6 separate regions of the Homo sapiens genome follow, and all the other regions are linked to region 6. A link is a contact called in ENCODE Hi-C or POLR2A ChIA-PET data. All regions are on one chromosome and are shown on one strand. Each heading gives the region's core, a stretch centred on a gene start or an enhancer-like site at or near the end of the contact. The rest is flanking DNA. Distances are from core to core; before and after follow the strand shown.

What was found. A loop is a pair of places that touch in the nucleus more often than their neighbours do. ChIA-PET counts read pairs that join two places held with the same protein, here RNA polymerase II (POLR2A). Pooled maps may share reads with other maps.
Region 1: a pooled map shows a loop between it and region 6 (3-fold over the local background). The contact joins the enhancer-like site here to the promoter of TIFA in region 6. A Hi-C loop is called at or near these places in 6 of 37 single-sample maps with no recorded cell type and 4 of 50 pooled maps.
Region 2: a map of GM12878 shows a loop between it and region 6 (4-fold over the local background). The contact joins the promoter of CAMK2D here to the promoter of TIFA in region 6. A Hi-C loop is called at or near these places in 4 of 168 maps with a recorded cell type or tissue (CD4-positive, alpha-beta T cell, CD4-positive, alpha-beta memory T cell, GM12878 and 1 more), 4 of 37 single-sample maps with no recorded cell type and 13 of 50 pooled maps.
Region 3: a pooled map shows a loop between it and region 6 (2.5-fold over the local background). The contact joins the enhancer-like site here to the promoter of TIFA in region 6. A Hi-C loop is called at or near these places in 2 of 50 pooled maps. POLR2A ChIA-PET finds 5 or more read pairs at or near these places in 2 of 52 experiments (T-cell and naive thymus-derived CD8-positive, alpha-beta T cell).
Region 4: a loop to region 6 is called in a pooled map, with 9 times the contacts of the local background. The contact joins the enhancer-like site here to the promoter of TIFA in region 6. A Hi-C loop is called at or near these places in 1 of 37 single-sample maps with no recorded cell type and 10 of 50 pooled maps. POLR2A ChIA-PET finds 5 or more read pairs at or near these places in 1 of 52 experiments (activated CD4-positive, alpha-beta T cell).
Region 5: a map of B cell shows a loop between it and region 6 (5-fold over the local background). The contact joins the enhancer-like site here to the promoter of TIFA in region 6. A Hi-C loop is called at or near these places in 1 of 168 maps with a recorded cell type or tissue (B cell), 1 of 37 single-sample maps with no recorded cell type and 4 of 50 pooled maps. POLR2A ChIA-PET finds 5 or more read pairs at or near these places in 1 of 52 experiments (OCI-LY7).

Annotation. Positions count from the first base shown.
Region 1 is chr4:113,835,537-113,839,793 of GRCh38, forward strand. No RefSeq gene overlaps it. Among named protein-coding and RNA genes, the nearest start is that of CAMK2D, 76 kb to the left of the region's middle. Within about 2 kb of position 2,060, at least 3 of the 41 ENCODE cell types and tissues checked have a DNase peak (open chromatin) inside an H3K27ac peak, as active enhancers do.
Region 2 is chr4:113,759,289-113,763,500 of GRCh38, forward strand. CAMK2D (calcium/calmodulin dependent protein kinase II delta) reads right to left here and starts at 2,450. Exons shown (of 21, transcript NM_001321571.2): 1 at 1,716-2,450; 2 at 32-126. The coding sequence starts at 1,780. RefSeq lists a silencer at 2,237-2,646 and enhancers at 2,640-3,178, 3,179-3,717.
Region 3 is chr4:113,897,759-113,902,279 of GRCh38, forward strand. ARSJ (arylsulfatase family member J) reads right to left here. Exons shown (of 2, transcript NM_024590.4): 2 at 2,526-4,521. The coding sequence ends at 4,516. Among named protein-coding and RNA genes, the nearest start is that of ARSJ, 80 kb to the right of the region's middle. Within about 2 kb of position 1,978, at least 5 of the 41 ENCODE cell types and tissues checked have a DNase peak (open chromatin) inside an H3K27ac peak, as active enhancers do.
Region 4 is chr4:113,682,167-113,686,903 of GRCh38, forward strand. All of the region lies in intron 2 of CAMK2D (calcium/calmodulin dependent protein kinase II delta), which reads right to left. Among named protein-coding and RNA genes, the nearest start is that of CAMK2D, 77 kb to the right of the region's middle. Within about 2 kb of position 2,750, at least 23 of the 41 ENCODE cell types and tissues checked have a DNase peak (open chromatin) inside an H3K27ac peak, as active enhancers do.
Region 5 is chr4:113,563,362-113,568,088 of GRCh38, forward strand. The region is part of intron 4 of CAMK2D (calcium/calmodulin dependent protein kinase II delta); the gene reads right to left. Among named protein-coding and RNA genes, the nearest start is that of CAMK2D, 200 kb to the right of the region's middle. Within about 2 kb of position 2,335, at least 3 of the 41 ENCODE cell types and tissues checked have a DNase peak (open chromatin) inside an H3K27ac peak, as active enhancers do; they include B cell and OCI-LY7, where a contact is called at or near this core.
Region 6 is chr4:112,284,560-112,289,305 of GRCh38, forward strand. It overlaps TIFA (TRAF interacting protein with forkhead associated domain), which reads right to left and starts at 1,345. Exons shown (of 2, transcript NM_052864.3): 1 at 1,081-1,345. RefSeq lists enhancers at 118-297, 328-447, 2,957-3,076 and a silencer at 1,088-1,397.

The DNA.
Region 1 (4,257 bases), core at 810-3,309, 1.6 Mb after region 6:
AGCAATAAAGATGGTGATGAATTCTATACATTCTACCTCTTAAAGGTAGTTTTGGTTCAGAGAAGAGAATTTTGGATTACAATTACATAATTATGCCAAAATGTGTTTACAAGAATAAGTAGGCAACAATTGCTCCTTCTTAACAACTGCAACTTTGGCAAAATGCATAACTTTCAGAGATTCTCAGGATCTAAGAGAAAAAGATTCATTAGAACTGTAGACATTAATGATGTCTAGTTGAAAACATATTTTCAGCAGTTAGCACTTCTAGAATTGGCATCAGCTTAAATGTTTTTAATCTGCTCACATAAAAGGAAATTATATATTAAATGTTCAAAGCAATTATTTTTTGTGTTTAACAAAATCTTGCATTAGGAATATGACATAGATGAAAATGAAGTACATAAAAATAAACAAATTGCCTCTCTCACTTTTGGCAGCACCTAATTTTATGCAGTTATCTTTAATATTATATCAACTACTCATTTTTCCACAAATATGCATGAAAATCATGTTAAATATTTTTTAAAGGCATTTGCTATCTCTTGAGCGAAATTCTTGATATTCTGCTCTTATAATATTCCCAAGGACAATAAAAAAGTATACGCTGTTTTCAAGGGCAATTGCTCATTAGCAGTGGAGCTGACATGTCCAATTCAAAGCATTGGTAAGTCAGCCCCGAGTGAAATGGACACAGCTGGATTACTTTACCTAGTTTTACATGGCTAATTCAAAGTACAGCTTATTGATTTAAGGATAAAACATCATACCCTGTTAAACAATGTAGCTTGGCACCCATTTGACTTAGGAAAAATCTAATTCAATACAGCCAAATGTTTATATATACAAAGGAAAGTACTAAGACACTACGATGAAGATTAACAAGTAGTTTTTAAGACTACATTGCAGACATGTTTACATCACTAAGTATGTTTTGCTTAAAGTGTTCTAGATTTCCTGAGTTATTAAAATATATAAAACAAAAATATAACTCATATACTTAAACGTATACACACATATATACCTGAAAATAAAAATTGATAAATAGCATCACATCAAACTATTTTAAAGCAGGAATATACAGAGACTGTAATGTGGAGACTTCAATAATTTGGACCAGAAGGAATAATGGTCCTCTGTGCGAAGAGGACAGAAAACTGGGGCCAGAGCTGAGGGAATTAACCTGGCTTTTTTGCTGAGTTCGCATCAGAAGGGTGGCCAGCATCCAACATATAATGTTCAAAGGGTGGTGAACTCTTTGGACAGAGGGCAAGGCAGAAAAGATCTGCAAGAGTAGCCACAGTCAGTATTGGGTAGATGGCCATGTGGCTCCTGATGATCTCTCAGTAGACCAGGATTATAGGGAGCAAGATGAAGCCCCCAAAAGCTGAGCCAGTGCCCCTGTGTTCTAGTCTCAGGGGATAATGCTGCTGAAGGCCTGAAAAGCACAGCTATTTAAATGGTGTGCAGATTTTACAATCAGTTAGACCTGGATTATAATCCTAGCTCTCCCACATACTTGTCATGTTATGTAACCTTTTTAAGTTTAACCTCTCTAAATCTCAGTTTAATCACTGATAAAGTAGAGCTAAAAATACTTAGTTCAGAATATTTTGTGAGGATCATGTGATGTAGAATCTAGTGGTTAAGGATTCAGGGACTGAGAATGTAAAGATTAAATTATAGGTTCTGGAACCGGACTCCTTGGATGCCAATTTATGTATTTGGGTAATTTTACTTAATTCTCTCTGCTTCAGTTTTCTCATCTCTGTGAATGGGGAGCTAAGTGCTCCTATCTTTTAGGGTTTGTTGTTAATGCCGGGTATGTAATAGTAATCAATGAGGTTAATTATCATTATCTGTGCCATTATATGAACATACAAAAGACTTTTGTTGTTGCTACTATTTTTGTTATTAAGACAAGAATATTTACATGAGCTAAACATGGCAGTGATGAGAAAGCTGTGATTAGTGAAGACCTGTGAAACCAGGGCTCCTCTAAAATTTAAAGCCACAAGCTTAATTCCAGATATGTTGAAATAGGTTCTATGCTGAGCATGTGTGATTTGCCATTACCAAGAATGACTCAGCATCTGAGTAAGTAAGGATCACTCTAAATGAAAAGGCCATAAGCTAAGGCTGAACAAGAAAAGGGAAGTGAGAAAATACAAGACCATGCAGCCAGCATTGTAAGTTTTAAGAAGAAAACTAGATACGTGCCTACTGAGAATTTTGTTATGTCTTTCTCAGAGTTATTATAACATCCCTGGCTTGTTCTGCTCTGCTAAGAAGCTGCTGAAGATGTGTCACAATAAGTCATTTCTCACTGGGATCATCCCTTTAATTGCATTTTTAAAAAATGTACACTAAAGAACATTACTAGACACTTAGATTCTCAAGATCTTAATTTCCTTAGCTGAAAAATTGAGGGATTGTATAAGTTCTGTAATAACCTTTCAATTGATAAGTTATATGATTCTATGATCACATACCATATTTGGCTTTCCCTAGCATGCCACCTTCAGAGAGAGGAATGTGTGATAGTTGTAGCCACATTTTAGGAAGGTCCTTAGGGAACTTCATGTAATTAAAAACCTTTGGTTAAAGTCCACTGCCATAAATTCAGTGCTATAATGGGCTCTATTCAGTAGAGATTTCAATTTATAACATGTGTACATTAAATAAGGTAATTTATAATGAACCAAAGCCTGAGGGAGATCTGACTATTTTTCAGTACATTGTATTTTACCATTTTCTATTACAGGGTAGAACTGCCTATAAGGGGAATTGCTTCAAAATTTATGTTACGATTCATATTGGAAGCTTCTCACTTCACTTGATTCATTAAATCTTATAGCTATTCTAAATTCTGAAGTACTCCTGGCTTTGTACATATTATCTGTCTCAATAGTCATCATTACTTCTTCAGAAGCATTTTGCTTTTTTTCTCCTATGATATATGATGAAGCAACAATTATAACTGACATCTTCTAAGAGTAGCATGTGGCACCCTGTGCTCAGTGGGTGAGCTGCATTATCTCATTTAATCTTCATAGGAACCCTGCAAGGCAGGTGCTATCAGTACCGCTATTTTATAGAAGAGTAAACTGAGGTTTTGACAGTGTCACTATCTTGCTCTGGGTTACACAAGTGGCGAAGTTGGGACACTCTGGCTACTAATTTCACACTTCTAATTACTCAGCTTTCTAGATGACCATGAGGGAGGGATTGACAACAAAGATGGCAAAAGCTTCTGCATTTAAATGTGCAACCTTCACTAACAAAAAAACCTCAAAATGTTCAAGTGTACTTTGAGCACTTACCGTTATTTTGTAGAATTTGGGAATTCTTTCTAACGGCAAGTATTTTGTTTTCTAAAAGTCTGTCCACTGTACTTTTCTCAGATGGACAAATCTATTAAAATCTATTTTTAGTAAAACTAACAATTCATCCATGCTTTCAGTAAGTTCAGTAATTATTTCTTTTTGGAAGTGGCTTATAAAACTTCCCTGGAGCATCTTTGCCTTTTATGCTCTTGAAAAAATAAATTATTCTGAGTTCCCTCTGTCCTTAAAGAGCTGTTATTACTAACTGAATCCTTAGCATCACAAATAGGCCAAGGGGTAAGAGGCTTTTATTGATACTGTTCATTAAAATATTCATAACTAGGAATTTAAGATGCATTCCCTGTTGAGTGCAATCAAGCTATTATTGCATTTGTGTATCTTTCACCTAGCTTTTTGGAAGTAATTTTCCAAACTATAAAAAGTGTTAGATCTTATAAGTGGAGCACATACTTTTGGTGTATTGTGGGAGACTGGGAATGTGACAGACGCTTTTTCTCTCCCCAGGATGTCTTGTCAATTAATTCTTTAACCACTAATTGATGGGTGGTACAAGACACTGGGCTAGGTACTTTGACAGATACGGAAAATACAAGTATATGGTCCCTGGGACAAAAAGATGTATATTTAAAGAAATCAAGAACAACTTATAAAGTCTCACGAGAATACTGACAGCACTAAATTCTTTACAGAGAGAGGAATTTGTGTGGTGTTGTTTTGGAAGATTTAATAGAAGTGGTGAGCTTTGAGCTTGTTTCTGAAGGATGAACAGGAGGTAAAGGCCGGGAGGGATACAATAAACTAAATCTAGAGGCAGGGCCATAACCTCAAGACATGCTCAGGACAGCAAATATGTCCTCCCAGCTAAAGGGAATATGTGTGTAAGGGCAAAATGAAAAAAAAAAAAAAATGA
Region 2 (4,212 bases), core at 1,200-3,699, 1.5 Mb after region 6:
TTAACCAATATATGTGGTTGAAAATACCCACCCCTAGCAGAAAGCTTTTTGGTGTTGATAATTTTGGCAGCATATTCTTGTCCAGTAGGAATTTTCATACATCTTCTCACCACTGAGAATGCCCCCCTGGAAACCAATAATTAGCAGGTCATTAATATAACAGATATAATATTTCATTAAAAATTTATAAAATCTGAGCATTTTTATTGATTTTAGTGGATTGCCAGTGAAGTACAGTAATATCCAGTAAATGAACAATTCTTCCTGGAAACCCAGACTTTCTTTAATGTTGAAGAATAAAAGTAAATTTTATTTAACTGGGAGCACACATTATTAATCAACAAAATGAAAGGAACTGCCAATTATGACCGCTCTTGTTTGCACAAGAAATTTGAAAACATTTTACAGTTCACACTCACAGCACCAAATGCTCTGAGAAAAACCCTGCACAGAACAGAGCAGACGAGGAGCAGCAAAAAAATCTGCTGCCTACTTATTTTGGTAGGAAACAAAAAATTAATGTGGTTCCAAGTAAGTAAACATGACGATTATTTTCATTAAAATATAAATCTTGAGCACATTAGTGTGGTTTAACAAATCCTGGTATGGTGATTTCTCTATGCCTTGTTTTGGACTGGGGGAGGGGAGAGATTTGAATTAAGCTGCTCTTCCGACATATTCTCCATGTTTTAACACCAGACAATATATACATATGTAATTTTTATTACTTTTAAAAATATTTACCTTTCCTTTAATTACAGTATAAACCAACAACATACATATAAACGCACTCCTTTCATAAAAGTAACAGTCGAAACTAGTGAAAGAGGAATTGGGTTTGGGTTCCATGCTACAAAAATCAGCATTCACGGCTTGGCCCCTAGGTCCCTTTGCATAAGTCCTCAGTAGGTCTCCTGCCTCCTTCCCTAACATCTCCAAGTAGTTCTGCCAGTCGGGTGAAGGAGGTGGTTTTACACAATGCTAGGCTACGCTTAAGAGCGCTCTCAGTCTCCAGAGGGCTTTTCCGTTGCCTGTATAAATAAATCCTCCCAGAGAACGCAAAGATGCACACGTAAATCCTAGGAAGAATGATGGTGAGCGGTAATCTGGTGCAAAGAACAACACTGGATATAGGGCAAGGGGTTGGGTTCTGTTGGGTGGCCCTTTTCCTGGACAGAACAACTACTGGATGCGAAATAGACTCTATGCCAAGTTGAACTTTCGGCATCAATAAATATGGCACCGTCTGAGGCTGTGAGTTCTCATCAGTACCTGGGTCATACGGCCGACACGCCGGCTAACCAGGAGGCATCTCTATTTACAGAAAACATGATCTATGTTGCATTTTACATGGGTTCTAATTTCCTCTCCAAACACACATTACACACAGGCGCGCGCGCACACTTCTCAGGATGATAGCTACAACTGCAGAGATCGTAAATTCACTAAGTCTCTCAGTGCAGGAGGGTGGGGGACCGGGAGAAGGTGGGCTAGGGACCATCAAAATGAGCCACAGTTGGAGTAAGGGTCCTACCCCTTCTGTGCTCCCTCCCTTTATTAAGACAGCACCTTCCCCAGAGCTGACAAACCAGGGGCCCTCCTCCCATTCCTCTCCCAAACTCCCTCGCCCCAAGACGGAGGCCGGTGGGTCGGGGGCAACGCGACCCGCCCTCAGCTGGAAAGGGGATATGCGGATGCCGGGCAAAGGTGCTTACTTTCCAAGCTCCTCGAAAAGCTGATACTCGTCCGTGAACCTGGTGCAGGTTGTGGTCGAAGCCATCCTCGGTCCGGGCTGTGCCCTGGCTGGGAGCGCGACGGACCAGAAGCGAGCAGACGCGCGGCTAACCCCGGGACTGGCCCCGCGGCGCTGTCACCCAGGGCCGCTCTTACTTTCCTGGTCCGAAAGTAGCTCGCCCGCGAGGGAGTGTGCGCAGGGGCGGGGCGGGAGGGGAGATGACCAGAAAGGGTGGCGTGGGGTCTCCTCCCCACAGTCCGCCGATCCTCCTCCTCCTGCGGGCCTCGCTTCCTTCTTCTCCACTGGACGCTCCACCCGCCCCTTTTCCAGTCCCTGTCCCCAAATGCAGGGGGTAAAGTACTCAAGAAGAGGGGGCCGGGAAATGGAAAAACAGCCAGGCACGGGACGAGTGGCAAGCAGTTGCGAAACGATCCGCACTGGAGCAGGAGGAGTAGAAGCAGAGGGGAGGGAGTCCGAGGGGGCGGAGGTGGAGTGCAGCGGGGCCGAGGCCGCGGAGCCCAGAGCGGACAGCCTGAGCCCAGCGGCCGCTGTCAGCAGGCTCAGGCGCGGGGCGCGCCGGGGCTCCGACGAGCGTGCGCGCCCGAGGCCGGCTTCCCTCCGGCGGGCGGCAGCGGCTCCGGCGAAGCGAGGCACCTTGGCGGCCTCGCGCTGCTCACGAGCCCGCGCGGCTTCAAGACGGCGCGGCGAGAGAAAGAGCGCTCGGCTCAGGCGAAGCCTCTTCTGCCGTCCCCAGGCCTCCGTCTCCTCCTCCGGCGCCTCCTCCCGCCGCTCCCTCCGCCTGCCAGCACCCCCTCCCTGGCGAAGCCCCCTCCTCGCTGGTCCCACACCTCCCTCTAGCGACTCCAAGCCTGTCCCTTCGTGGATCTCTCGCACTCCCTCCTTTGGTTGCACACACGAGCACACCAGTCTAGGGAGAAACCAGGTGGGTGGAGGAGGATGTGCGGGGGAGAAGACTGGAGGTTTGGGTGAATGAGGCGAGAAGTCACAGTTACCCATTTAAACCCGCACAGAGAAGGCTGCCTCAATCTGGGGCTGACTGAGCGGGAAGATGCAGGGCAACTCGAGGATGGCCCGGGGCAGCCGCCCTGGGTCGCGGAAGCCCACGCCCCTGTTTTGGGCGCCGGGCAGCAGGGACTTCTCCAGGCCGGTTCCCGGGCCACGACACCCGGTGGGCCGAGCAAGGGAGAGCAACCACTTCATCTCCACGCCGCTCAGAGTTGACACAGCAGGGGCCGGATGTGGGCTGTTCACTGCTCTCAGAGAAGGGTCCCAACCCTTCCCACAGCCACCAGCGACTGTCGGGGCAAAACCCAGCCTCAGCAGGGTTCACTGCGTCGCCAGCTCCCCAGAACCGGGCGCAGGTTTTCTCCCTCCCCCGCAGCCCCTTCTGCAAGGGGCAATGACGGCCCCTGAGCCACATTACACTTGCCACCTCCAGGCCCACCTCCCCCGCTGTTTTCCAGGATGGTGGCTGAGACTCTGGCAATCCCCAAAGGCCTTTGCTTTGGCTGTGAACGTTAAAAGAATGAAAGCAAAAACTCCGCCGCACAACCACACCTTCCCTTCCCTTCTGAGTAACTCCCCTGCAACCTCAGTAAGTTCTGATAGTAAGGCGAATTCTCGCGATATTTCCCACTCTGGCGGTCAGGGGGAGGTAGTAGGAAGGCTGGGTGTCGGTCACGCGACCCGGCGGGGGCTGACGTCATTCACATCACGTGAACACGTCTAGACTGTTTCGCTTTGCAAAGGGAAAAAAGAAAAGGGGCCGTCGTGTGTGCTTTTGCTTTCAGCCAGATAGTGGCAATTGAGTGCACTCCGTAAATGGCTATCTGGAAAAACCATTTAGCAGTTCAAGAATGTGTCCTTCCCTTTAGCATATCTGCCATTGTTTTCAGTAGGAGGAAAAAAAAAGTATGCATTACGATTTAAAATAGATAAACTGCTGCCGATTGCTAGAACAACTTCTGGGCCCTCTTTCCAGTTCTCCTTAATGAAACTATGCAATTGCAAATTTAGCCGCAGACCAAAAACAGCGTTATGGACGGTCTTTTTCAAATTACTGCCAATTGTTCTACAGCACGGGACTATAAAAACCTTGCAATCCTATTGCTAATTTGCTCGTGGTATTACTTCATAGACAAAATTTCACAGCTGAAAGATAAAAGATAATTTGCAGACACAAGAGAATCTAAGATTTAAAGGCGCTGCTGCTTGCTCCCAAAGACTGCTATTAATTAATGTTACTTTGTGGTCATAGATAATCCTAATTCCTTTTTTCCTGATCTGGGGAACGCTTCTGCCAATGAGTGAGCTTTTTACTGAAGTACTAAAAATGTTCACAAATTTTAACGTTTATTACAACAAAATTGAAGTTCGTATGTGTTTTGATTCCCAGCCGTAAAAGGCAAGAAATAACTGTGTAAAATGTAGTGCTATAGAAAAAGATGATACCAAGA
Region 3 (4,521 bases), core at 728-3,227, 1.6 Mb after region 6:
CTATCCTGTTATGTAATAAAGATGATAGATAAAATTTGCTCTCAATTTTGTGTAATTTTTGCTTCACTTTTGCTGTAACACCCTGTTGCTATAACTATACATTATTAGAGTTAGTTTTTTATAGTGTTAGAAATTTCTGCATTTCATATCATTGCTGTTAAAGGTATTAAGGATGATTAGTTCTATTTTTCAACAATGAAATCCCTGTACCAGAAATAGAAAGTGGAAACTTAGGCAAATGTGGTTGAACATATGGATAAATGTGATTATCTTATGTATTCACTCAAAAACATTGAGTGCTAAGTATAAGTAGGACATCATTTTATATACTGGCCATGCATATGTAAACAGAACTTACAGAAGTCACTTTTCTTAAGAAGTTTATATTCTAGGGGAATGAAACAGACAACAAGGAAAACTTGTGAGTAAACTCTGAAGGATATTAAATGCTAATGAGAAAGATCAAGCAGGAAAGTGGGGTAGCCATGGTGGGAGGATGGTGGAGATGAAGTGTTTGATTATTGGGTTCATGGCTGCATCTTCTAGGAGAATGTGCACTACCACCTGAACGTAGGGGCACTACCCGAAGGCAAGGACTCTGCGTGATGTCACTTGCCATCACATCCCGATGCACACCATTACATGGGGCACTTAACAAATGCTGAAAGAATGGATGGATAAACTTGGTGTAGAATGAATCCTCCCCTTATCCTGATCTACTCTTTTTTCACACTACTTTATATGGTATATAATGTTATAATTAGTTATGTTTATTATTTATTGTCTGCTTCACTCAGCTAGAAGATAACCTGCCCAAGGGTAAGAATTTTTATTCATTTCATACACTGATATATCCCAAGATCCTAGAACATTGCCTGAGAGAGTAAGATTCAGCAAGTATTTGTTGAATGAATGAATGAATTCTATGAAGTCATTGTATGAAGAAACAATTTAGCTATTAGTTTACCATAGAGGAATTGTGCTGCTTTTGGCAAGGAAATTTTTTCCTGCCAACATCACACATTCTGCTACTGACAAATTCACAATTTGTATGTTCAAAAATGGTATGAATAAAATGCTTAGGAAGCTGATCCTGATGCAAAATTCATGTGCCTTAGAAAATCAAGAAACACCTGCACTTGAAAATACATAGCATTTTTAGTTATATTAGCTTAAACCTGGAAACAACCCAAGTGTCCATTAACATGTGAAAAGATAAAAAATGGCATATCTATATAATAAAATACTGTTCAGTAATATAAAGAAATAATGTGGAGATGTGCGCACTAATATGGTATATTCTCAGAGAGGAATGTTGAAAGTACAAAAAAGTATTATTATTCAACTATCAATGACAGTGTTCCTCTGTTCTTAAGAATTTTAAAAGGGGTCTGGTCAAGAAAACAAAAATATCCATTCAATTTTTAGAAAAAAGGAAGAAAGAGTATGTAAAAACAGATGAAACAAGTTCTTTAGTTAGACTTGAAATTTGACAGACCTGAGGTAGATGTTTTCACTGGCTGAAAGGTACTACAAATATTTTTGTTGTTGATGTTTTCATTGGAAAAAAGTTTTTATATCCCTTCTCAACCCAGAAACATAGCCATATTCAAAAATTATTTTCTGACAAAGCTAATGAGAGTTTCTTTTGAAACCCTAAGAAAGATCAGAGGTTTAAAAGAGGTGCAGTTGACACTTGAAAGAACCACAGGCAGCCTAGAAACACATCCTGAAGATCACAGTTTAGGAAGCTAACACCTGAGAATGAATTCCTCATATTAACATGGCATCAGTGATTAGGGCACAAAACTCAAGGACACAGTGTTTTCCTTCCTGGCCATCTTGAAATCCCTAGTGATTTGCTGCCAGCATTTTTAGAAACATTTTTGTTCATGACTTATACATGACTATTAGATTATATTTTAATTTCTTGAGGGCAAGACACTGAGACTTCTTGTAAACCACATCCTGCCTAGAGCCCTGGGCAGGTGGCAGGTACTCTCTAAAACAGTGATCAACATCCATGAAGCCATTTCCAGTAGAACACTGTGGGCTAAATTATTTTCACTGAGAAGATTATAATCATTTATAGAGAACTTAGAATTACATCACAATAGGTGATGCCTACTGGTATTTCTTAATCCTAATTTGCCTCTTTGCTTCTTTTTTTGTCTTTCTAGGAACTTCTAGAAGATTCTATGTTTACACTATGTTTCCAATAACAGTATAGTTCCTCAGAACCCTAGTCCTGTGCATTGTGCCACAGACAGCAGTTTTGTGGTGAAATTATGAAATACTGTATAACATTTTCCTTCTGTCAGGGTTACAATACAAGCTAAGATTTTAAAAACTCCTCTAAAAGAAAAACCTGCATTAAAGTGACTCCTTTGACGTTCTTTAACCCAGCATCTCCCAAACTTACTTTCTTCAGAACTCTTTTTTAGTGTAAAGATGTCTATTTTTAAAAAATGTATAAGATGCCATCTATTTTAAGACATGTCATTTATGTGCCACCAGGAAAGAAAAACATGAACAATATGCCTTTATTTTTAAGACTCATTTAAAAGATACTGTCGACAAAACACAAACTTTAGGAAATACAACTTTACACTATAAAATAAAATGGAGCCATATATTCTAGAAATAAAATGTTAAAATTAAAATCATTTAAATCATCTTACCCAATTTAGTAATTTCAGTACTAGATTATAGATTCTTTTATACATTTTCAGAAACTGTGAGCTGTGATATAAATGGATTATATCACAGTCCTTTGAGTTGTGATATAAATGGATTATATCACAGTCCTTTGAGCTGTGATGTAAATGTATTTAATGGTATGCTGTCATACCACCACACACATTTTCAGATCACAGTTATAACTTCAAAGATCATAATTCTAGCTATCTGTGACTTTTCAAGTGTATACTGTAAGCTTCAAGGCCTCTGCATTAGGAGAGGGCACTTCAAAGAAAACACCAGGGTCTACAGGATCCACACCAATCTATGCTCATTGATGACCCATGATAAACTTCATTACTGATAATACTCCTTTAATTCTCCTCATGACGTTTGCATGTGGGGTTTCCAAGCAAGGTTACCTACTCCAGGCAGGATCCGTATCTTCCATTTCTCTGTATCTCCCCACAGTGTCCACTTTGTATAAGAGTAAGTTTATTACTTTTAATGGGAAAAACCGCAACTAGTTTTGCACCAACCTAATATAAATGTTAGTTATTATTATGGGAAAATCTTTCTCCATGTCATAGCCAAGGGGAAGCATCTATCTGTAAAATCATATTATATTACTGTGGTTGTTAGCAAACCATTCCTTCAATTGCCTATTAGTAAAGATTTTTATTTTTTAGGACCAATGATACAATTTTAGCTAGAAGTTAGATCAGAAAAGCCACAGTAAATTTTCTAGTGCCATAAAGTAAATCATTTTAATAATTAAGATACATAAATAGTTTATGATAGAAACAATAAAGTTGTCTCAACTCTGCACAAACATTGAATTTCCAAGTAATTTGTAAGGAATATATTCATCTTATTACATTCAAAATCTTGGTTGAACAATGACGATTATAAAGTTTTCTGAATGATGTTTTTTATAGTCTGAATTCACACAGTATTACATTAATTTATAGTATTACAGTGCTTGGTAATTTGAAGAAATGAAATAAAATTATTCTAATGGTATGCAGGAAATAAAAATAAAATAAAGTCATTTGCATAACTTTTTATAAAAACAACAAAATATTTTTCTGTAAAAATAAATTAGGTTTTTTATACTGAAATGTTCTTCTAGTAAAGTGTTTAGAAAATAGTTACATTCATTGTGGGCAGTGTGCTCAAACATTCTTATTTGCCATTCCCTCACGCATGGTAAAATGAGGTGCAAGCTGTTCACATGTGAGAAAAACAGCTTTTCACAGGAAAAGAAACATATATATATATATAAAATAGAATTAATTAAAAAACCCAAGTGTCATATGACAGACATACAAAAATTCACCAAGAAAATATATTCTTCAAGGCCTTTGAGGTGACACAATCTTTGACTGTAATTTATCAAAGGTAGTTTTAATCATGCTACCCTGTAACTTCCATCAAATTAGCATGCTTGCGGATGGTATACCCTGTAACTTCCATCAAATTAGCATGCTTGCGGATGGTAGGTTATTGTTCTCCTCCTATAATTCAAAGCAGTGTTTGGTCAGTTGACTGAAGCACAGCAGTGGAACTCAGGACTCACCACGTTTTCTAAAGGAGCAAGAGAAATAAACATCTCCACTCTCTCTAAGTGTGGCTTGCAAGAGTAGCACCTTGGCACTGAGCAGGACAGTTTTCAGTGTGGCGGCCAGGTGGCAGAAGTCTCTGGAGTGGCACAGCATGAAAACAAGCCTGACGCTTAGGCCAGCGATATTATCGAGCCAAATTTGCTGGTTTACCTAGGAAACAGATGAAAGATAAGAACTGATTAAAGTTTAACCAAACAGGAAATATTTGTGCTTATCC
Region 4 (4,737 bases), core at 1,500-3,999, 1.4 Mb after region 6:
AGAATAGGAGCTAAATGTTTTAGCTGTTTTGATAGAAGAGGAAGAGCAATCTTCAGTTTTAATTTATTCATTTTTTAAAAAATTGCCACATATAAACTGCTTTAAGAGGAAAGTATATGAGAAATTTATAAAAATGTATTTTTATATGAGAAAAATTAATTTCTCATATAAATTTATAATTTCAAATTTTAATTTATTAAAAAGTCACTCAGACTTTTATAAATTAAATTTTAAAATGTAGCTTTATTTATTTTTTCAAATATCAGAATATTATCATTCACCATTTTTATGCATTTCCAAAATTTATAATGAGGACTTTTTCTTCTTTTGGATTTGAATCTCTCATTTACTTCAGTACCATTCAGACTTCAACTTCTGTTCAAGACTGAAAAAAACTGTAATGCAATTATGAGTAGGCCATTTCTTCCTTCTTTCTCCTCTACTCCAACTTAAGTACCTAGAATCCTCACATAATCTCCAATCTTTCTCACATCTATTTTACTAAAATTATGCAAAAACCTATAATTTGATATTTATCTTATTTAAAATTAGGAATTGTATCATCTTAGCATTTGGTTCAGTAAACACATGAAAAGTGTTCCTTTACAATGACTATTATTCTAAGCAAATGTTTTAAATAAAATATTCCTCAATTGAAGTCAAAATTAGTCATCGAAGTTTTGCTGGATGAAATAAGGACTAAAGTACATGGGGCCCTATGACTATAATAAACCCATCTGCATTCACTGCTTTACTTAGATAAATAAAAGACTCATAGTTTCATCATGTTCAATCATCTGCTAGCTACCCTAAATACATTTGAGTCACATGATCTATAATGCAGAAAACAAATAAAAAGGTATTTGGAAATTAGTCAATGCTCATCCAACATCTGAAAACTGCCTTTCTAAATTAAAGTGAAGAGTGAATAAAAATCTAAGGAGCAAAATATTTTAAACACAACTAATATGTGTTATCTTACCCTATTCATGACATTTAATTGGTGATCTCAACTCCAGGTAATAGGCTGTGTGCACTTATTTTTCCCCACCCACCTCCTATCATACACAGACAAAAGAAACTATCTCAAGTGGGTGTAATGGTTCAGTTTCAAGCATTTCAAAATCCTCCACCACCTGCACAGGAAACTGTGACTGAAAACCAGACAGGGCACCGCAGAGCAGCACTGATGATACAGGAACATGGCTGAGAGGTGAATCTGGTTACTAGACAGTTGAATGAAATCAGCAGAGGGGAGATGGTACTCCCAATGAAGAGCACATGACACTTAAGGGCAAATAAACACCACCATACAATGAAAGAAGCACCAAAACCGGAGTTACTTATTAAGTGCTACGGAAACACAGATGAGAGAAAATACAATTTTACAACAATGCATAAAAGAGTTGTGAAGGCTGATATGGGCTTTGAAGAATAAATAGGCGTTTTCTGGGTAGAAAAAGATGAAGTAAATTTCAGATAAAAGGAATAGCATGATTAACATCACAGAGTCAGAAAACTATCTGGAAGGTTTGGAGAACAGCAATAGTTTGATATACTTGTCTGTGGATAACAACCTCAAATGTGAGCAGGGAAAAACATAAAAAGCTAACAAATTAATCCTGTGCTAATATGTTAAGATTTTCTGCTGCAGGAAATATCGGTTTTGATCAGAGGCACGAGGAACCAGATTCTGTGTGCAACACAATATAGTAGTTAAGAGTATAGATTTTAGAGTTAGACTGCCTGGGTTCAGACTGACTTTACCACTTAGGATTGTTTCTGACCTAGAGTGAGCTTTTTGACCTCTCTGTACCTCAGTTTCTTCTTTTGTAAAATGAGGATGTTAACAGCACCTACCTCATGGAATTGTTGAGAGATTTATATATAAAAAGTTAGAACAGTGCCTGGCATATAGGAAGCAAGACAAAACTGCTGGCTATGAATGCTGTTTTTGAAAATCAGGGTTGATGACACTGTGGAGTACACAATGGAACCAGAGAATGAAAGTCTACAGGCAGGGACTTCAGTTAGAAAGCTAATGAAAATTGTATCTGTAAAAATTAAATGCATCTGTGAGTACATTTCTTTGTAGAGATAACCACATTGGATAGCCATGTATCATATAAATTAACACGTCATACAAAATATATTTACATAAAAAGTCAGACACATGTATGTATGCATGTGTATGTATCTCCAAATCTCTTAGGCAAACTCATATACATGCCAGAATATAAGACATAAAAACAAATATACTCCCTACAGACAACCTTGTATGTACTGTATGTATAATTATAATTTCAAATTTAGTAAGTTGGAAGGTAAATGACTGAAAAGAATGATTGCTTTTTTCTTCTTTGTGTAACAGAGGACTTGCTCAGAACAAGGGAAGAAGATGACTATGCAGCTGCTCGGTAACAGCGTCTAGTCACACTCTGAGATACTGAGGTCAGCAAGAACAGAGGATGCACACTATGTCCCATCTTGCCTTTCTGCCCAGAAAGTCTCAGTTACTGGAAAAGCTTCAGAAATATTTACCAAAAAATCCATTTGAAATCCTGAAATTCTACTTCTCAGAAAAACAGTATTACTCTTGTCTAGAAATAACATTCAGGCCTCAAAGTGCTATACTGTCATTACTTCTAAAAATAAACTGAGCAAATCCAAGTCTTGAGGTCAGTTTCAAATAATGTGCTGCAGCAATGACACAAGCAACAGCTCCACTCTGTCCCACTGGAGGCAGTGCATTCCCTGAGGGCTTGAGAGCACAGGCCTGCTGCTCCTCATCTCTCCCTGGAAAGAGCTGGCAGCAGATGACCAGACAGGCCTCTAAGGCAGAAGGTACTGAGCAAAGTCCTTCTCTCTTTGTTGATTCTCTTTAGTAAGGCACCTGGAGAGAGTAAACCAATGATAGGAGGGAGTCGCCAATCCAGCAGCCTCTCCAGATGGCAGCTCAATTTTTCTCCTAGCATCCTCTAAATGATTTTCTAAGACCACCATCATGTGTAAGAATGCTTGATACCACCTTATATCATTTGAACAGATACAAATGACTTACATTTCAGACTTCTTTTTTTTTTTTTTTTTTAGACAAGGTCTTACTCTGTCACCCAGGCTGGAGTGGAGTGGCGCGATCTCTGCTCACTGCAGCCTCTGCCTCCCAGGGCTCAAGCAATCCTCCCACCTCAGCCTCCCAAGTAGCTGGAACTATAGGCGTGCGCCACAACACTTGGTAATTTTCATATTTTTTGGTAGAGATGGGGTTTCACCATGTTGCCCAGGATGGTCTTGAACTCCTGGCTTCAAGTGATCCTCCCAACTCAGCCTCCCAAAGTGTTGGGATTACAGGCATGAGCCACTGCACCTGGCCACATTTCAGACTTTAAATAGGAAACACATGAGCCCGTGAAAGGTAATAAATTAGGTGTATAAATTATGAAAAATTAGAGAAAAACAAAATTAGGTAATATTACAAGAAGTGACAAGTAGAGACATTTTAATTTTATGTCAATGTAATTAATTGATGCTATAATATAACCAATGCTATTTTTGAGAGATAGGGCTGATAATATTGTGGAGTATGGAACCAGAGAATGAAAGTCTACAAGCAAGGGCCAGGCACGGTGGCTCATGCCTGTAATCCTGGCACTTTGGGAGGCTGAGGTAGGTGGATCACTTGAGGTCAGGAGTTCAAGACCAGCTTGACCAACATGGTGAAACCCCCGTCTCTACTAAAAATACAAAATTATCTGGATGTGGTGGCGCATGCCTGTAATCCCAGCTACTCGGGAGGCTGAGGCATGAAAATTGCTTGAACCTGGGAGGCGGAGATTGCAGTGAGCCGTGATCATGCCTTGCACTCCAGCCTGGGCAACAGAAAGAGATTCTGTCTCAAAAAAAAAAAAAAGTGATAAACTAAATAAACGAATAATGAATAAATGCCAAGTCACTAAAATGTACTTGATTCTAAGCAAGATATCTGCTATTAAAACTTAATTTTTATCTTGAAAGAAATGGGAAGAAATTATCAAAATATTTTCAGATAATAAACTCCAAATAACTGATATTTATCTACATAGAAAGTTGTCCTTTACTATCTTTGTAGTAGTGTCTTCTACTATGGTTGTAGTAGTGTCAGTGCCTGTACTTTTTCTCAATTCTCTGTAAAAATACCTAAATATTGTTTACATATCTGAAAAGGTACAGGGACATACCTATATTCCCAAGTTTTCCCTTACAAAAGTAATTAACTTTTTATTTCTCTGCTTTGCTAGCAACAAAACTCTCAAAATCTTAAGTAAGGTACCCTTCTAATTGCCATAATAATTCAAACATTTCTTTAGGACCTCTAATTGTAAGAGATGATTTTTATTACACCTTTGATGCATTAATTTTTAAATTTAAGAAGGAAGCACACAGCTTACTTTTGGAATAAATTTCCTCCTGGAGTAATCAAGAATTTTGGAAATTAATTCTGTAAAAATTGTGAGCCACAACCCAAGCATCTGGAGTCCTACAATGCTCTCAATATATTTTTAACATGATCATTGAGAAAAAAGCCATCAGCCCTTATTTCTCAACGAGAGCCATTCTCATCCATAGTGATTAGTGTGAGATTTTACGCCAAGCTTTCATGAGTTTTAAGACAAACTTATTAAGCACCTTTCTTATTTACAATACAGGTATGTGTATACACACACACACACACACACACACACACATACACTTCAAGTT
Region 5 (4,727 bases), core at 1,085-3,584, 1.3 Mb after region 6:
ACTCTAGATCTGGGTACTGAAAGCCATTTAATGTGTGGGTTTTCTTTCATTGAGAGCTTTCTTTCACTTTGTCTCTCATAGAATCCTCACTTTTGGTTCTTCCTATATTTTCTTTCCCCACTCCCTCCCTCTGGTTCTATAGGGAAGGGCGTGTTGCCAAGGTACTGAACCATTTTGCTGGACCCTAAGAAGGAAATGAGGATGTTTCAGTGTTTCCAACTCTAAGATAGTGGTTCAATGGGTAGTTTGGTGGATGGTGCTATCCCACAGATTTCTAATACTGGAGAAGGAAAGGTAATTTTCTTGGAGGCACTTCTTGGGATCAATGGGAGAAGTGATGACAGAATACAATTATTTTTAGTTGATCACCTGGAGACTATCTATTTAGCCACATTATTCAAGTCTGGAGTGTATCTGTACTCAACTATTGTGTTAAGAACAGTACAAATAAACAACTTCGGCACAGTATCCTATCCCACCCAAATATACTTCATGTCGAGATTTATGTTTCACTTAAGCAAATTTTAATGGTAGGAAGCTTCAGAAAAGGGGAAGAGGGAACTTAGTGAAAAATATTACAGACTGATAGTGTTGAAGGAAGCTAACCTAGAATTTAAAAAATCCTTAGAGAATCTATGAAATAGAGACTCTTGATGGAGATAACTAGTTTCTTTTAAACTCTCATTTGTGACTATTAAATGTCTACTTTTCCATTTATAAAATGTTCCCTATATTAAGAGTTTTTATACTGAAGCAATTTTACTAGGTTCATTTGCATACGCATACTTAAAGCTCAGTTTCAAGGTATCAGTGACCTCCTCCTTGGAAAGCTAACACTGATTGGCCTAGAGTACATAGTTTCAGGCCTTTACCATGACATGCATGGACCTCCATAACGTGGCACACTCTTACTGAGCTCTCTCCCTTTTTAATTCCACACCAATTACCTTGAACTTTGGTTAGTTGCCTATTTCACCAAGCATTTTTAATGTAATTCCTTGCTGGTAACGCCTAGCTAGGCAATCTTGATTTAATTTTCCATGAGCTTATACATTCTTCAAGAAAGAGCCCAAGTTTCCTCCAGAAATACTTCTCTGAAATCCACCCACTGTGCTTTCACAGCATACTGTGCTTGTTTGATTTAAATTTCACACCGAGACCATCTGCTTATATACCCATATCTCCTACTAAACCTCAAGATAAGGAAAGGCAAGGACCATGTCTTACTTATTTTTGGTATCCCTTGAACCTAACATGAGCCTAACACATTGCCTGAGACATATTAGCAGCTCAATCAACATTAATTGAATTGAACAGTATGCGAAAGGGAAGATGCAATATGAAATCAGTTAAAAAAGGGAAGTGGAACTACGGGTATTTTTTATTATTAACATTTTCCTTTAAAAGGAGGATTTAAAACTCCTATTCTTCTAGTCATTTGCATATTTATTCTTTTAACAAGTATATACCAAGTGTCCATGTATTAGAGCCTATATTAGATGAGGAATATGATGGCCCCTAAATTTTAAAAAATACTCAGAAAATACAAAATGTAATAGGACATCAACGGATATAACAGATATCCATGTGATACATAAAGGATATCAATTCAAATTTTCAAAGCATACATGCTTGGCTATTACTACAGATAAGTCAGTTGAAACATCAAATGAAAGCAGTTAAGTCAGTTCAAAGAGTCTTCAGAAAAAATAATAACATTTAACCACAGGATGTGGTCAATCTCCTGTCAGACCACAAATAGTCACCAGCTGCAGATAAGTCTATGATTAGAAATGTTTTCAGCCAGCACCACAGTGTATTGGTTTGTGAAAGAGAACAGGCAAGGTAGGGGGTTGGTGATTAGAAGTGAAGCTGGGTGGCCATGATCCTATAAATTTACCCATTACAACAAATTAAAGAGGGCTTATTCAAAGGGCTGTACAATACCTCTCTATTTTGGCTGCCAAATGCTTAGAAGAGTTACTTTCACGCAGAAGTCAAAAAAAAGGCTGGCCATGGTGGCTCACGCCTGTAATCCCAGCACTTTGGGAGGCCAAGGCGGGTGGATCAGTTGAGGCCAGGAGTTCAAGAACAGCCTGGCCCACATGGTGAAACCCCGTCTCTACCAAAAATACAAAAATCAGCTGGGCGTGGTGGTGCATGCCGGTAATCCCAGCTACTCAGGAGGTTGAGGTAGGAGAATCGCTCGACCCCGGGAGGCAGAGGTTGCAGTGAGCCGAGATCATGCCACTGCACTCCAGCCTGGGAGACACAGTGAGACTCTGTCTCAAAAAAAAAAAAAAAAGAAGTCACACAAAAAAAACGAATAATTGAACACACGTGTGCAAGATAAGATGCCATAGATCATAATCTTTGCCACCCAGATGACAGAATCACCTTAATTTGAGGTTTAAATCACTTTTGGGAATGTTGAAACATGGAGAAAAGACAGAAAACTAGGATAAATTCACTTTCCTGGCCTTTTCTGAACTCAACAGTCTGCTTTCCTACAGAATAGAAAAAAAATTAGTAGAGGCTATTAATGAGTTCAGAGTTTAGATGCACTTTTGGAAGATTTTGTGGTGTTATTTGATATTCTAAAATAACAATCAGAATTTCTACATATTTTCATCATTGTAAAATGTTTTACTTTCTATTATTTATTCTGTGAAGTTATTATTTTTTCTTTTCAATATTATCTTCAGTTGCCACTAAGAATAGGAGAGTTTCATGCTAAAGGGGGAAGGCTGAAGAGAAGAAACGTCTCTCCCTTTTTCACAATGGAAAGTAGCAAAAGAGACTGTTTTCTGACTGTGAATCAGCTTAGTAATACTGGTCCAGTTCAAAGAGCAGGAATCCCCTTCTTTTAAAAACCATGTATCTTCCTAAAGCTCTGAATGTTCAATTCTTTGTACTTTTGCAATATATGTGTAGAGTTCAGTCATTTTTAAAAGTCCAATTTACCTTTTGAAGATGAAACATAAGTTTTCTCCTCTACTGCTCTCACCTATGCCCAAATCATTGTCATTTTTTTTCTTTGACTCCTCCAATATCCATTTTCCTCCACTTCCATTCTGCCCTCCTATAATCCCTTGCCACACTGCAGCAAGAGAGAGCTTTGTATAATGAAATCGGATTATTTCATATTTCCGATCTTTAAATCTTCCAACACCTTTCTAGAACACACAGCATAATATCTAAATTCCTCTTTCTGGCCTACAAGGCCTTTGAGCTCTGGCCCACACCTATCTCATGTATTATTTCATATCCTTGCACCCTAGGACTTGGGATGTTTCATGCCACACTGGCCTTTGTTCTGCTCCTCATTGAAGCCACATTTTCTCAGGGCTGTACCCATTGTTCACACTGAGTGGAATATCTACTCACAGATCTTCTCAACATTTAGGTTCTTCTCCTGAAACATCATAGCAACCATTCCCGATCACCCTCTAAATCAGCCATCAGCCCCTAGTTACGCACCAAATATCACCCTGTTTTCTTCATAGCACTAGAACTAAAATGATTTGCTGGGTTTCTTTGGTCATTTACTCATTATCCATCCCCTCCTCCTTCAACTACTACAATGTCAGTTCTGTCTTGTCCATTACTGTATTCCAGGACTTGGCAGAGTATATGCATATAGCAGGCATGCAATAAACGTCTACTGACTGAATTACTTAAAAAAAATCAGATGCACTAACACTGAGATCAAACAACCAAAAAAGCAGACTAGAGTCAAGCCGTGAACATTATACATGTTCAGACCCCAAACATAACAACTGAGATCTTTTTTTTCTTTTCTTTTCCTTTTTTTTTTTTTTTTTGAGATGGAGTCTCGCTCTGTCACCCAGGCTGTAGCACAGTGGTGCAATCTTGGCTCACTGTAACCTCTGCCTCCTGGGTTCAAGCAATTCTCCTGCCTCAGCCTACCCAGTAGCTGGGATTACAGGCACCCGCCACCAAGCCTGGCTAATTTTTGTATTTTCAGTAGAGACGGGGTTTCACCATGTTGCCCAGGCTGCTCTCGATCTCCTGACCTCAGCTGATCTGCCTGCCGCAGCCTCCCAAAGTGCAGGGATTACAGGTGTGAGCCACTGCACCCGGCCAGCTGAGATCTTTTGATCTGACATCTATGATCCTGTTATACAGGGGGAAATCTTAGATCCCCACATAAAATTTTACATTTCTAAGCTTTATAATTCTTATAAAACTATATAAAATAGTCTGATTTTTCAGGTATCTCAAAGCAAATATGGATGAAATTTGAAATTGGTTAAAATGACAAGCATGGAAGTTAGTCACCTTATGTTAGAACAACTGTCTTTGATACTTAGCTATTTAGCTGTGTGACTCAGAAGAATAACTTAACTTCTCTGAACTTCAGTGTCCTAATCTATAAAATGGCTAAAACAAGTATCTAATAGTATTGATGTAAAATTAAAGAGCTAAAATAGTTGAAGAACATAACAGTGTCAGGTACACACTAGGTACCCAATAAACATTAGTTATAATTATTATTGCTTCAAAACAACGAGTCCTCCTTGGTTAATATACTGCAACCACATAACTAGACATCATTTTACCAGGTATTAGGTTTATTTACTTAGGAGAAGTAATTAACAATAGCTTGATACTTAAACCATAAGATTTATTAATAAAATCTGTCCACAGTGTATGTTCAGGGGTCTCTAGTTATTTTTTTATGGAAAAGTGATGTTTTTAAAATT
Region 6 (4,746 bases), core at 95-2,594:
GGGTCTGCTCTGGATGGTGAAAATGTTTACTTTCATTTCCCCCCAACCCCCTCGCCTCCCCAGTTCCCCCTGAATATATTCTCAAGAAAGAGTATGTCTTTGGGTGGTTGCAAGTAGGAAGTTTCAAGGCTTTTCTCCCTAACGAATACCGAACACTGAGCACACAGGAGGGGAACAGAAACTTGGAAGCAGAGCAAAGGACCAAGTTATCCTCCTGTCTAACCCTGCTCAACAGGATCACCCTGAAGTGTGGCTCTGAAGATATTTGTGAACTCTGGCACAGCTGTTTGGCAGAATTAATACTAAAACCACAGGTCTTGCAAAAACAAAGAATCAAAAAAAAAAAAAAAAAGTGAAAACCAAACAGCAGGAGGAAACCCTTAGGAAAGCTCGGTGTCTTTCAGACATGAGATTTTCTTTCTCCCACTCTACTTGACTGGCCTGACCTGGGGTCCAGTCCCACTTCCTGGTGGCTGCGGAAATCCGCAGTGAGGCTCAGTGTGGATTTTGGCTTCAGAGGATTTGGGAAATTCCACCTTTCAATCTGAAATCTGGGGAAAGTCCCAGAAAACAACGGATTACTATATTTCTCTCATGAACCAGACTGAAGCAAGGAGTCAGGTCTAGGACCAAGGACCTCGGCACTCCAGGGAGCCCAGGGCCCCTCAGAAAGGTCTCGCTTGGCCACCGAGAGCGTGGGGCCGTAGCAGTTGGCAAGCGGGGGAGGGGGGTCACGCACAACTGCTCTGGAGCCACACTGCATAAATGGCATTCGTTTTTGTTTTCTGATTAGAAAAACGTTGAAAAGAATACCAAAGTACAGAGAAAACACACCCCCATCTCCAATGTTTCCTCATTTATGTAAATATTCTCATATTTTATAAAACAGGGAGGTGCTGTCTATAATTTTTGCAGGCTTTCCTTAGCATATGGTGAGCGTGTGCCAGGTGAGCAGGAGCAGCGGGGGATGACTTCCGATCCGACACCCCCAAAATCTCCTGGACAAAGCTGCTGTCTTTGCGGGATAAACAGAAAAGGGCCAGTCCCCACCTCACCCCCAGCCCGCCGCCCCGCAAGTACCTGGGGCTGGGGAGTCAGTGAACTCTCTTCAGCTGTTCGGCTCTCCCGGCTCAGAGCGAGGGGAATCGAGGAGACTGGGCGCAGGATGGGGGTGGACACCCGGCCGCTGCTCCTCCGCGCGGGTAAGTGTGAGCCCCGGGGTGCGGGGAACCGAGCCAGGGACCAGTGACCGCGAGCCGCCGATCCTCCCGCGCTCCCGCGCGCGCGGCCTGCCTTCCCACTGGCTGGCAGAGCACGTCCTCTCGCGCCCGGGGCCTTTGTAAAGAGCGCAGCGGTGGCGCGGAGGTTTTCAGGCTCCGCCCGCTCCACTCGCGCTCCCGCCCCTTCCTTCCTCTCGAGGTGACCCGGCAGCTGGCGCCTTTCTCACCAGGTACCCAGCCCCCTGGCCGCCTCTCTCAGTTCTCTGGCAGGGTTTGGTGCGCGGTACACCGACCCGGACCGCGCCTTCCCAAACGAGTGGCCTCTCCTCCAGCCCGATTGGCGAGCTAGAGAAAAGAAGGGAACTGGATCACTTCAGCATTAAGGAGGACTTTTCCCCAAAATGAGTGTTGCCCCAGGGCGTGGGCAGGCGGGGAGCTGAACTAATCTTTCGGTGACTCCAAGGATACCAAGCAAGCCAGTGCGTGGCATGCACGAGCTCCTCTAATCATCGCAGTCCCCCTTACACATGAGTAAACCGAGGCTCAGAGAATGGTGGAGTGTGGCGAGCAGAAGTGGAATTTTTTTTTTCTTTTTTTCTTTTTTTGAGACGAGTCTCACCGTGTCGCCCATGCTGGAGTGCAGTGGCGCCATCTCGGCTCACTGCAACCTCTGCCTCCCGCAGAGGCGGGATTTGAACTTGCTCCAGGTTGCCCTCGCCTTACACCCAGCAGAGCAGTCCAGTCGCTTTCTCTCCTGCCGCTTGCATCGTAATGGACATCCAGAGTCCACAAGTAAAAGCTGGTACATGATGAAATGGGAAACACCTCTCAGGAGTCCTTTATAGCTTAGAAGAAGGTAATGCTACCTTTCTGCCTCAGTGAAAAGATTTGGAATCACCTAAGTGTGAAGAACCTAAGGAGAGTAGGTGTCAAGAGAGGATAGACCCGGGTGCCGTGGCTCAAACCTGTAATCCCAGCACTTTGGGAGGCCGAGGTGGGCGGATCACGAGGCCAGGAGTTTGAGACCAGCCTGGCCAACATGACGAAATTCCATCTCTACTAAAAATACAAAAGTTAGTTGGGCTTGGTGGTGGGTGCCTGTAATCCCAACTACTCGGGAGGCTGAGGCAGGAGAATCACTTGAATCCGGGAGGCAGAGGTTGCAGTGAGGCCGGGATGGCGCCATTGCACGCCAGTCTGGGCAACAGAGTGAGACTCTGTTTAAAGAAAAAGAGAGAGAGAGGATAGACACTGTAGAGACCAGCAATCCCTGTTGGGAACCAGTGTCATGGAAGACTTTTTCCACAGACTGGGGTTGGGGCCACGGGAGATGGTTTCAGGATGATTCAAGCCCATTTCATTTATTGTGCACTTTATTTCTATTATTATTGCATTGTAATATATAATGAGATAATTATACAACTCACCATAATGTCGAATCAGTGGAAGTCCTGAGCTTGTTTTCATGCAACTAGACGGACACATTTGGGGGTGATGGGAGACAGTGACAGATCATCAGGCATTAGATTCTCATAAGAAGCGGGCAACCTAGATCCCTCCCATGTGCAGGGTTCCTGCTCCTATAAGAATCTAATGCCCCAGTGATCTGACAGGAAACAGAGCTCAGGCAGTAACACAGGTGACGGTTAGCAGCTGTAAATACAGATGAAGCTTCGCTTGCTGGCCCTGAGCACACCTCCTGCTTTGCCGCTGGGTTCCTAACAGTCCATGGACCACTGCCAGTCCATGGCCCAGAGGTTGGGGACCCTTGCCATAGAAGGAGAAAGAAGACTGAGGATAGATAGAGGAAGGAGGACAAAACTTGGCTTGGCTGAGATCACAGCGGCCTACTTCTTCGCATGGGAAACCAAATTCTGATGATGGAAATGAGTGGAAGCCCCTTGTCTGTCTTCTGTCCTTGAGTTCAGGAGAGTTGCTTGTTTGTGGATCAGTTTCACTGGCAATAAAATGACACTGATGTCCACCTGATAAAGAGGTGCTATGGGTGCGGTTAAGTTTTGAACTGTGTCAGAGCTAGGTATAATCAAGTACAGTGACTGTGGGGAAAGAAGGGTACATTTACAAGTGAGGCAGATTCCCGTAAGGGCTGCAATTTTGTTAATCATCAACATTTATTATTTCTTCTCTAGAAGTGACAGTCAGGGTACCTTCTCTCAGCTGATGAACATGAGAGCAGGTGGAAGATAAGACGTGCTATCTGATTATGTCAGTGAACTCATACAGTAGAACAGTATTATCAGAATTGGAGTTTCCAATCTCTAATTTGAAAACTGACAAAAGGCCCAGAAAATTTCTAAAAGCTTGAATAAGGCCAGAGCCCCCAAAAAAGTGACTATTTATTTCTGTACTTTCAATTTATTAAGTTTTCTGAAAATCACCAGGGGACATTTGCAAAAGAAGCAATTTTAAGTCACTCATATCTAAATTAGGCAAAGTAATTTGTAATATGGGCTTTATTATTGTTTCAGTTTGTATAAAACCATTAAAAATGATTATTTTTAATGAAGAGATTATTTTAGTTATTATTTAAAACATGAACATCATTCTTTGATAACGAAAATGTCTTTACTGTTAAAGAAACACAATAGGAATTTTAATTATGCAATGAAAGGTACTAGACATTTCAGGAAGGGGTTTATACAAATATCCTCATCTCAGGCTATTATTTCTCTTAAAACAAGCAAATTACTAAAGTCTGAAAGTACTTTGGCCAAAGTTACATCAGACTGAGGAAATGTAAGGCTTCCACTGTGTGCCACCGTTACAAATATGCTAATGAGAACATAGCAGCTGGAAATCACCTTTGAGGCCCTCTTATTGCGGTTTTTCTTTTTGAAAAGAAAAACCAAAAAACAAAAATATTTTTGTTTCAATGTGATCGTGTCATTTTGATAAATTCATTATCTGATCCTGACATAGCCTTAAAGTGTGAAACTTTCTCTTGCACATAGAACTGCTCATGGGCTGCCAACATCTTTTAAATTAGACAGATGCAGTTAAACTCTCCTGTGAATTCAACAGGATTTTAAACTTGGTTAACCTCACTTGCTACAACCAAATGCCCTGAGTGGTGTTGGGGTTATAGGAAGTAACATAAATGCTTTCAGGAAAAAATTACAAGAAACCCTTCAGGGAAATGACTATACTAAAAGTTGGGCTAGGATTGTATTCAAAATAGACGAAAACAGTAGGCATGTGTTATTGATACAGAAAGGAGGGATTTACTGTTTTAATTACCAATGACCCATCATTTAATTTGAAAATAACATAAAATGCCCATAATCCATTATATTTCGATCCAGCTTTGAACAATTTGAAATTTCTAAATTGTATTAACGTTTAAAAAAAAAGTAAAAATTTATCTTGGCTCTCCTATTCAATTGATGGCATGCCATCACTTCCTGTTATCATCATCCCTCATCCCCATGACATGGGTCAATATAATTTCTAATTAAGTTACTTGGTTGTTTGGAAATACAAAGTTTTTCCGTGGCAAGAATCTTAA